2 separate regions of the Homo sapiens genome follow, and region 2 is linked to region 1. Evidence: read pairs that join two places in POLR2A ChIA-PET (ENCODE). Cell type or tissue: A673. All regions are shown on one strand. Each heading gives the region's core, and the rest is flanking DNA. Links, peaks and the distances in the headings are about the cores only.

Evidence for each region. Peaks named below come from ENCODE experiments on the same cell type or tissue, not always from the same donor. Only the 100,000 strongest peaks of a DNase experiment are listed, where the experiment ranks them.
Region 2: POLR2A ChIA-PET joins it to region 1 with 11 read pairs; 2 of 35 experiments call an interaction of 5 or more read pairs at or near these places.

What each region holds. Positions count from the first base shown.
Region 1 is chr7:42,181,630-42,187,005 of GRCh38, reverse strand. The region is part of intron 2 of GLI3 (GLI family zinc finger 3); the gene reads left to right. Among named protein-coding and RNA genes, the nearest start is that of GLI3, 53 kb to the left of the region's middle. In A673, for the core only: a CTCF peak has its summit at 641; a DNase peak (open chromatin) is centred at 2,895; H3K27ac peaks cover 894 bases.
Region 2 is chr7:42,105,316-42,110,691 of GRCh38, reverse strand. All of the region lies in intron 3 of GLI3 (GLI family zinc finger 3), which reads left to right. Among named protein-coding and RNA genes, the nearest start is that of GLI3, 130 kb to the left of the region's middle. In A673, for the core only: no CTCF peak of the experiment used is centred there; a DNase peak (open chromatin) is centred at 2,991; H3K4me3 peaks cover 757 bases; H3K27ac peaks cover 3,922 bases.

The DNA of each region.
Region 1 (5,376 bases), core at 99-5,098:
TCTCCTGAGCTCAAGCAATCCTCCTGCCTCAGTCTTCCAATGTGCTGGGATTATAGGCATAGCCACAGCACCCAGCCATCATGATCATTTTTAATGCTATTTTGTCAGGTTTATTCTAGATGGCTCCAAAACATTTAAAAGCTCACTTTAGCCATTATTTTATTTAATCCCAAAATGTAGATATCATGAAAATGAGATGTGGTGGTTTATAAAAGTTGATCTGGTGTAGAACCAGAAGTCTGTTTGAACTAACTGAAAATTCAGGCATTTAGATCTAGGATATATTATTTTCAAAGATGATGTTTGTCTAGGTTTATTTAGGCAACTGGATTTGTTGTAAATGTTGTGGGCCTTCCAGTGACTAAGGCCTGAAAGACCCTGAATTTTGCGTTCCATAGTGCAGTTGCACTGATGGTCAGGGGTGTTGTCCCCAGGCAGGGCAGTTGTCATTCCGCTGCTGTTGCCTCTGGGTGCTCATGTGATTTTTCAGGTGTCTCATCTGTGCCTTCTTGTGAGCACATGATCTTGTTTTGAGACTCTCAAAAGGCCTTTCAAATACTTTTTTTCTTGCAAAATCAAGAACGTCATTATTCTTTCTGTGAGTCTCTCATGGGTACCTGCTATACGCCAGGCACGGTGCTGGCCACTAGGGGTGCTAACCAAGGCGGAGAGGGTGGATTTTAAGGAATTCCAACTAGGGTGAAACGCAGTACCTAAACATTCAGTTATAATACCATGCCAAGAATATTATGGTTGAGAGACTTTGAAAGTGCTCTGGGGAGCTGGAAGGAGGAATATGAAATTATTTGATTGGAGGAGGGTTGTCAGGGAAAGTTGTTGAGAGGAGCTGAGATTTTACTGTTTTTCGTTTTAGACACCAGCTTCTGCAGCATAAGCCCATGGTAAGTTCGCTATTTGGTTCTCATATGCTGAGCCACGTTTTAAGGCTGTGTTTTATACCTGGGATTGCTGACGATATGGTCTGGCTTATGTGATCATTTGCATAATGCATGGTGACAGTGAGGCTAAGTTCTTAGCTGCTGGTCCAAATAGGCCCAGTGTGTGCCAAGAGTTGCTGAAATGGCTGCCCTGGCCCAAAGAGGGAGCCTAGCACATGCCCCATGACTCCAGGGACAGGCTGAGGCTCTAAGCTCTGAGAGGCTGGTGTTTGTATAAATGGTCAACCCAGGAAAGTGAGTACACACTACTGCTGCCAGGGTGTGTGTGCGTGTGTTTCTTAGATCACAATCTTTCATCCTTGATACTAATAGCACCAGTTGCAGGCTGGAGAGACTCACTGGTTGTTCAAGAAGACAATGCACATATACTCTGTAGCAGCACATCTGTGGTGCATAGGAGTGCACAAGGGAAGCTGTAGCACATCTGGGCAGCTCCAAAATGTCACGAATAAAGCATCTGGATATTTGTACTTCCTGAGAGCTGCAAGACAGAAGCTAGAGCTCATCTGTAGTATCTGAGAATTGCCCAAGAAATGGCTCTGAGCATCCTGCCATAATTATAGGAAAAATGTGGCTTGAAGAGCGTGTGGATCATACTACTACTTGAAAGCATCTCAGCATGTTTTGTGAATCCCCTCTGAATGGATGCAGGAAAAAGATGCGGGAGAGCATGAGTGGGTGATAGGGAATAAGAAAGCAGCCTGGAGAAGGAAGCGGTCTTTTAGGTGGTCCCTGGACCTCTTCCCATGAGTTGGGAGAAAACACATGGCTAAATTACAGTGGATTTGAATATGTGTGGATTCTGATGGACTCAGGAAACATGCCCTGAAACCCCCACAGTAGGGTGAATTAAGAGCCCTGGGTGCCAGCTTTGTAAAAGCAGTCAGTCCAGGTAGAGGAGGGGACCCAGTAGCACAGGACAGGAAGACACCAAACTGTGTAGATCTCCTCAGCCTGCCTGCCTGCATGCCCAGGTGGGATGGGAGCCAGTGTTCACCTTAACAGGCATCATGTGTGTTGCAGGTTGCATTTCCCAGGAGGCAGACTCTGAGATAGAGTTTTGTGTGCAGGATGTTTATTAGGGAATGCCCTCAAGACAGGCATCTGGGGAAGAGAGGGGAGGAGCAGGAAGGAGTACAGGGAGATGTCAGGATGCAACGAAGGTGCCATGCCAGCCTCAGCTGACCCCACAGGGGTCCAGTGGGGAGTAAGAGTTGTCCCAAGTCGTACTGAGACGGCTGGGCCTTCACACCTTCACACAAATTAGTTATTGATCTAATAATTCCTGGGGGTGAGGGCTGCCCCAGGAATGAGTGTCCCTCTGCTCAAAGCAGCTCTCTGTGGCACAGGCAATCCTTGCATGGGCTGAGCGCTAAAGGGTGTCTGTGTCTCTGGGTTGGGCATCATGATGTCACCATAACATATATTACATGGCTTCATTCATTCATTCATTAAAACAATTCACATTTATTGTGCTTTTCCTAAAATCAGTCACTGTTCTAGGCCCTGAAGGGAGTGTTGAAGGAAACAGATATGGTGTTCCTTCACTGTAGGAAGAGCAGGCCCGCCTTCTAGTCAGGAGACAGTCGGTAAACAAGGCAGTGAACATGAAGGTACCAGGTGGAATGGGTGCTCTGATGATCATAAATGGGCTGATGAGATAGCTGGTGATTGAGGGACCCTGAGACACCTGAAGGTGCAGCCACAGGGAGATCTGCGGCAGGGGCCTTGCAGGTCAGGGAACGGCAGCGCAGAGCCCTGGGGCAGACCTAGGCATGGTGTGTTTCACAACAGAAACAGAGACTGGCCAGAGCAGAGACGAGGGGAAGGAGATGAGGCTGAGGCAGGAATTTTAGTTTTATTCTAAGCATGACGGGAGGTAGAGCAGAGGGGAGCGTTCTAGAGAGGGCACCTCCTAGAGAGTGCTTAGCATGTGCTCATCCCATTCTGAGTGTTTTGCATGAGTGACGCATCTAATCCTCGGTAATCCTATCAAGTGGCTACTGTCATTATCCCTCCCCATTTTACAGAAGAGGGAACTGAGGCAGAGACATGCCTAAGGCCCATGGCCAGTGTCGGAGCTGGGGACCCAACCTGAGGAGGCCAGGCTTACATTTCTGGCTCCCGATTTCCATGCTGTGGTCATTGTTTTGAAAAGGTGGCCTGGTCAACATGTGGGGCAGGAGGAGAGCTAGGAGGTCATTTAGGAGGCTACTGCAGCTTGGCTGAGTCCGGGTGAGAGGGGGTGACGGTCCAGCTCTGAAGAGGGAGGGAAGTGGATGGACTCAGCCTATGTTGTGGAGAGAGGAATCCAAGATGACTCATCGTTTTTTGACTTGAGCAAATATAAAACATAAATATAGATATAATATAGGACATCTTACTTGTTCTTTATTTGACGGCGGTGTAGGGATTGGGAAGTCTTCAGGCTGTCACAGGTCCTTCAGTGACCTGGAAAGAAAACTAAACTCACTTCCTGTAAGGGGCATGGATTTCTGACTAGGAACCCCTTCCTATCTGCTGTCCCCAGAAATTGTCCACTTTTCAAAGCTTGATTGTCCTGGGCCCTTGCTATGGCCCTGGCTGGGGTAAGATAAGGTAATGACGAGGTGCCTCAGGCCCCTTCCTGATTTGCCCCCCACCCAAATAACAGCCTGGCACATGAAAGTTCATCAGCATTTAGCCTGTTGCCACCTGTCCTTGTGCTGTTTGCTTGCACCTGGTGAAAAGCAAATATGGAGGTTGGCATCACCAATATGATAGTGTTTATACCCTGAAAGGATGAGAACGTCAATATTAACAGTGATTTTTTTTTAATTTTTTGAGACAGAGTCTCATTCTGTCACCCAGGCTGGAGTGCCATGGCGCAATCTCGGCTCACTGCAACCTCTGCCTCCTGGGTTCAAGCGATTCTCATGCCTCAGCCTCCTGAGTAGCTGGGACTACAGGTGTGCGCCACCATGCCAGGCTTATTTTTTTGTTATTTTTAGTAGAGACGGGGTTTCACCACGTTGACCAGACTGGTCTTGAACTCCTGGCCTCAAGTGATCTGCCCACCTAGGCCTCCCAGAGTACTGGGATTACAGATGTGAACCACCATGCCCAGCTAATTTTTTTGTGTATTTTTAGTAGAGACAGGGTTTCGCCATGTTGGCCAGGCCATTCTTGAACTCCTGGCCTCAAACGATCTGCGCACTTTGCCCACTTCGGCCTCTCAAAGTGCTGGGATTACAGGCATGAGCCATCACGCCTGGCCAAAAGCAATTTGTTTGGGACTCTTGTTTGCCAAAAAAATTCCTCTGTGTGTGTGTGTGTGTGTGTGTGTGTGTATTTATATGTGTGTATATATATATACACACATGTGTATATATATATATATATATATATATATATATATATATACACACACATATACATATGCATATAAAAATGTGTTTTTTTAATACTATGTGAGGCCTTGTCTTCCATTGAATATTGGAAAGTTGGTAATAAGCTTAGCTGGTCAGAAGTGAAATGTGAGGTCCTTTGGCGAAAAAGTTTAAGGAGAAACTTCGGCTCTTTGGGTAAAGAGCATGCGTTTACAGGGATTATTATTATTATTTTTTTAATTTTAAAGCAAGGATATAAAGCAGGGTCTTTGGTACTATTTGGAGAATTTAGACAGAAAAGAAGAAAGGAAAAGTAGTACCTGTTTACATTTTCATTTCCATTTTTTCCCCTAAAGCTGTCCTGCGCAACATGGTAGCCACTCACCGTATTTGACTACTTATATTTAAATTTATGTAAATTAAAATGGAATAAAATTAAATATTCAGCCCTAGTCATACTGGCCGTATTTGAAGTGCTCACCGGCCACGGGTCTACTGGCTGCCTTGCCAAACGGAGCACCTGTGGAACACGCCATCAACACAGAAAGTGCTATTGGACAGTGCTGCTCATAGCCTTAGAATCCAAGAGATTCCTGGACTCTTGGAGGCCCGTTGTAAATCGTAGGGCCCCAGGAACCTAGGAGAGAAAGAGTTCTTACAGACAAACTTACAGATGACCCTAAACATGAAACAACAACAGTAACAAAGCTAGCTCATCTACAAGGACCACTCTGAAGTCCTGTAATCTGAAGATGGAAGTCTCATTTTACTGGCCCAGGCAACTAGTTCCTGGAAAGTTCGGTACATGGATGATTTTTCTAGCTAGTTAGTGCTTGATGTTATTTACCAAGATGTATGAGACCTTGTTCCTTCGTGTGAGTATTTTAACCTAGGCCATTATCTTTTTGCAAAATGGGTATAGTCATCTTAGGGGAATGTAGTGTGGGGCAATGGAATGTTTTTATTACACCTCGAAATCACAGTTGAATGGTATTTATAGAGTTATACTAAAAACTATATGAACTGGCTTTGGAAGTTTTTGTTTTTGT
Region 2 (5,376 bases), core at 52-5,051, 76 kb after region 1:
TTTTGGAAATAACTTAAAAACAGCTTAAGATAATTGCAACACTGTGGTATTCACAAAACCAAGTGTTGGCTTCCTGTGTTTTGTAGATGCTGTGCAGGGCATGTGTTTTTGACCTCTGTTCTGAATTACCGGGTTTATTATGGCTTTCTCTTCACACCGTGGGCTTGTCCTTTCTTGGACTTACCATGGTTTTAAAGTAGGTGATTGTATGTGGAAATAACGAATGTCCACTTCCGTTGCCTGTGCTGCTGACACGGCCTCTTGAATGCCTAGCATGATGCAGACACATAATAGGCATCCAACCAATCAGTATCTGTTGAAGTTTGAATGAATGAATGAATGAAAATATGAATGAATGGAGATGCACCTTTATTTGGGTATCCTATGCTGGATTTTTAGAAAAGTTGGTTGTAAAAGGAATTTTTAAAATTGAATTCTACTATAAAACTGAAAATTAATTTATTTGTATGGAGATACTAACAATAAATTTTGGAAACATTTGAAGAAAGGAATAAGACAGAGGTTGGTTCCTCTGTCTTTTTGTTACACAGAATTTTTTGTGAGATTCTTCCACTTACTACCCCATTTTTTCTTGGCATTATCTGTGGCCGCCTTCAGGCATCAGTCATGATTCTTGCTGTTATAATAAAACAAAGCCTTATATAAGAAAGATATGCATATTCCTGACACTTAATTCCATTCACAGAAAAGTAATGCTTGGTTTTCTATAAAAAAAGTATCCTAAAGAGGTATAGCCAGCATCCGTAGCAAAGTAATCCATAACTTACTGTTTTCTTGGTCAGTGTTCCTTCCTGTCAGGCAAAGTTAAAATCTTTCTTTTGCAAGTGGAAAAGCCGACGTTCATAACTGCTGCTGATTGTGCCCATTTTAGAGCAGGATGTTTCCCTCTGCCAGGAAGATGTCCAGTTCCAGGGTATGGAATTTGTCTTTGTCAGTAGGCGTCTCTTCATCTTATTTGTTGATTCTTCATTGTTCTGAAACCTCTCGTCCCAGAGGTTAGCTTCAGTTCCGGGAAAACAAGGTTTTCCAAATAAAGTCCACTTCTGCTCTGCCGTGTTTCATTCGTTATTTTCACTGTCAGCTCAGAATGCTCAACTGGAAAATGCCAGTGCCCTGCTGGTTTTTCTGTAGTCCTCTCACTTTCTGATTGTGTGGCTTCAAGGGCAGGACATTATGCTCTCATTCATTACAGTCTCTAGGCCACTTTCCTCCCAAGGCTTTCTGGTGCATATCAGCCAAAACATCAGCAATATCTTATTATAGCCCATGGGGTTTGTGTGGGACTTAAATTTCCTGAGGTGCCAGACTTCCAGGAATTCTACTTTCCAAAACATGGGGTTGCCTGTCAGTGAAAGCAATGTCTTTCTTTATCCAGCTCTTGGCTGCCCTGTAGTGACTGTGATGAACCGCAGATTTGTTCATGGATGCTGGCAGTTAACTTAGTTTTGTAGGAGGGGTTGGATTAAAGCAAGGTGCCTTTATTTAGCTGGGAAAACAAAAGATTGTAGGGGGCCATGGTTAAATGTCTACCAGTACTTAAAGAGCTATCGCATAGAAAAGCAATTACACTTAATGTAGGTGGCGTCAGAATGCAGCGCTAAGATGCATTGATGGGCTGGGCAAAAGTTAGAGGGAGGCCAGTGTGGTGGGGTGGAGGGGACAGGATTTCTTGTGCATAGAGCAGTGTGAAAGGAGGGTGATGGCGTCAGACTTCCAGTTCTCAGAGACAGGGGTGGGAGGGTGTTTCAGGTTAGGCTGGATGACTGCTGGTGGAGGGTGGGATGGGGACGTCGTGCAAAGGATTCTTGCAAGGGATGGTTGCAATAGATAAATAGATAATTTAAAAAGATGCCTTCCAGCTCTGAAATCCCATGGTTTTATTATGCTAAGGTAAGCCATTTTAGGGCAGCTTCACTCTTTTCCTTTCCCTTTCTCTTTCTTTTTCCCTCTGTAATTGTGGAATCTATTTGTGTGTGTGGCTTATGCTAAAGAAGTCTTAATCATGTATTATTTCCTATCCTCTTACTTTGAAATGGTCAGACTTCTAGCTGAGTTGTGTTTGGGCACTGTAGAGGGAGGCAGGGTGTCTGTGTACAGTTGTGCTGGGTGTTTACTGCACAAAGGACAGAAATAAGGGGCTAAACTTGAACACATACTCTGCTCACCAAGCTACCCAGAGGAAGAGTCTATCTTTCCAGTTTGCGGAAAGCGCCATCAGCTCACCAAGCTGAGTGCCAGAGGGGCTAGGTCTCCCCAGAAGAGGCATAGTTTTCTAATCTGTTAGATTAGAGGTTTCTAGTCTAATCTGAAGATGCTGGTCATGACTCTAGAGGGAGGCATAACATATCATTTTTAATTTATCAGGATTGACAAAGTTAAGTCTAGACACATCTGTGAATTCCGTGGTGGGCTGTACAAACACAGTGCTAACTATTGCTACTAACGGTGCAAAGTTCCATTAAGCATCCACGTATTTCTGCGGACTCACCAAGCATTCAGGTCCTTGGAAGCATCTGGAGGATTTGCTCAAGTTTTCACTTTTCATCTGGATATTTGACATTGTGTGCACACAGCTCTGTGCATTCTCCTTCTAGCCCAGGAGATTCCTTTTGACTCTTCCATTCACCCTCAATCCTCAGGGGCAATAAATTTGGTTGAAAAGCAGTTGAGGATTTATGAATGTGAGGCACATAAAACCCCTTTGGATTCTCAGACTTACACTAAACAAACTTGTGAGTGTGCCAGTGAAGAGGAAAAAGTTTAAAAAATCCAGCACGCCACCGGCAAGGTTGGTTATTTTTTAAAACAACAACAACAGTAAACAAAATGGAAACAAAACACAGGTCGCGTTGCTGATAGCAGGCAGCAGTTCTTTGAGCAGGCGTGAAGAGATGCAGAGATTGCTGTGCATTTGTGAAGTGTCCCCAGAGACAGATTCCTTAAGCCTTTCTCCACCCTCTGGCCTTGTCACTGTTCCTCCCTCCTCTGGAATGTGGAGGAAATACTCCCCACCCATCCATTCACAAAAACCCTGGAAGAGAGCCACCTTCCCTCCACTTTTCTCATCTGCCAGCTCCTGCTCTGTTCTCTGGCCCCTCTGCATCGCCTGCCCTCAGTGCCATTCTCAGTCAGCAAGGGCAGAACTCTCGCTGTCCCCTGCCTTCAGTGTCAGCCCTGTGACTGTTGTCCTGCGACCTGTTTCTTATGCCCAAATACCCTCAGTCGCCTGAGTTGAATACACTCCGTGCTTCTGTGCAAGTTCATGAGTTGGTGCCATTTCTTTTTAGCTACCCTGATGCTTTTGTGTTTCTGTTTTTTGTTTGTTTGTTTGTTTGTTTTCCCTTTGAGACAGGGTCACTGTCGCCCAGGCTGGAGTGCAGCGGTGTGATCTCGGCTCACGCAGCCCCGACCTCCCGGGCTCAAGGGGTCCTTCCACTTCAGCCTCCTGAGTAGCTGGGACTACAGACTTGCACCTTCACACCTGGCTAATTATTTTATTTTATTTTATTTTATTTTGAGCAGAGACAGGGTCTTGCTGTGTTGCCCAGGCTGGTCTCAAACTCCTGGGCTCAAGCAGTTTGCCAGCCTCGGCCTCCCAAAATGCGAGGATTACAGGTGTGAGCCGCCACACCTGACACAATTTTGTGTTCCATTTCTCTCTTTGGAAATCTTCACAGTCTTTAATTACTACAAATCAGTAGTTCCCACATTGTTGGCAGTAAGAAATGGAAAAAATATCCGCCCTCCCCACCGCCCCCTCCCCTCCAAAAAAATACTGTGGGGCAGATACCAACATAGGGATACCAGATATTTGTCCAAATATGGGCATGGCAGGGCTGGGGTAAGTTGGGACACTGGAAAATAGCAAACAATTCCCAGAGCATTCTCTGCTGTCATTACCATTTCACAACACAAAGGCTGTTTTCACACCACGAAGTAGGAAGAACAGATTATTGAGCAGAGGACATTCTTTGAAAATGAGTAACTTTAGCTGTGTGAAACATTCATCACTTCAATCCTTCTTGTTCTCATTTTGTGTCTATTTATTCCATATAATTATAGATTTCCAACCAGTATGTAGAGGCCACTGCTGCAAATGATTCTAAAAGAAGGAGCTCTTCTGTCCAGCAGCAAAACAAATACAGAGCCCACCAGGGAGGCCCACCTTACCTGGGCAGGAAGCTACCAGATGCCTTGGCAGGAGCCCGTCCTTGCTCATGTGGCCATAAGATCTGTTGTGACTAGGGTTCCTATTGCAGCTGGAGGGACACAGAGATTAGGAGCACCTTGCAGCCTAGATTTCTGCAGGAGCAAGAGGGGTGGGCATTGGACCCTGAGGCCTTAGGCTGGGGACAGCACAGTTCTGAGGGCCAGGTGCTGAGTGGGTGTCTGTGAGCATGCTCAGCCTCTGGGCTGTGCTCTCAGAGGACGTGCAGATATCAGACATTTACAGTGAGCAGCATGGAAACTGCGGGCTGCATGAGGATGCCTGTTGGACGGTGAGGCCAGGCTGCCCAATTACGGAACATGCTGGAACTGCTGGGGAGATGGAGGCCAGAAAACACATGCTTCTTCCTGCTTGCCCGGCTGCTCCACCCCTGCCTCTTTTGGCTTTTATACTTTCCAGCCTGCTTGGCCAAAAACCAAATGCAAAAAGGATGAGAGAAACCTTTAGGGGCTAAAAGGAAGGTTCATCATTGAGGTATGTACTGAGAAATTTGATTTCCTGGTGGGGTGTCTGGGCCCCTTGGATAAGCGGATGTACCTCGGGCGTGACCTCACACCCCGCTCATTAAAATCAGTCTTATGTGACTGCAGACGTGGAGGTGCTTGTTTACGAGAGACAGAGCTGCCTCTTTGCTTGAGGAAAATTGATTTCCATTCAACAGATGTGTATGGAGAGCTGGTTCCCCCGAGGCTAGCACTGGACACACACAGTCTATTAAGGCCCAGCCCTAAGTGGGAGGATTCACACCTTGCAGATTCTGCTGTTTGCTTGATGAAGTGGAACTAAAGAATGCTGTTTTTAAATTCAGATGTACATTTCCTGAAAAGATTTTCTATCATCTGTGATTAACTTAAGTACATATTATCTTCTTTTTAAATCTTTCCCTGATTTTCTTTCTCCTTCCCCACGGCGTCATCCTATCTCCCCATCTCTCATTTTCCTCTTACTTCCTTTCGCTTCTCGCTTTTCTCTCTATGCCAGTGCATTTTCTTTTTCATGGAGTTTTGCTTTTATTTAGAGTAATTTTTATAAATATTTGAAACTAAATTTATGCTTCTCAGAAACAAGATTCTTTCTGAAAACATACTTTGGGTGATAAAGATGTAATCTGCTTCCAAATCTTTCCA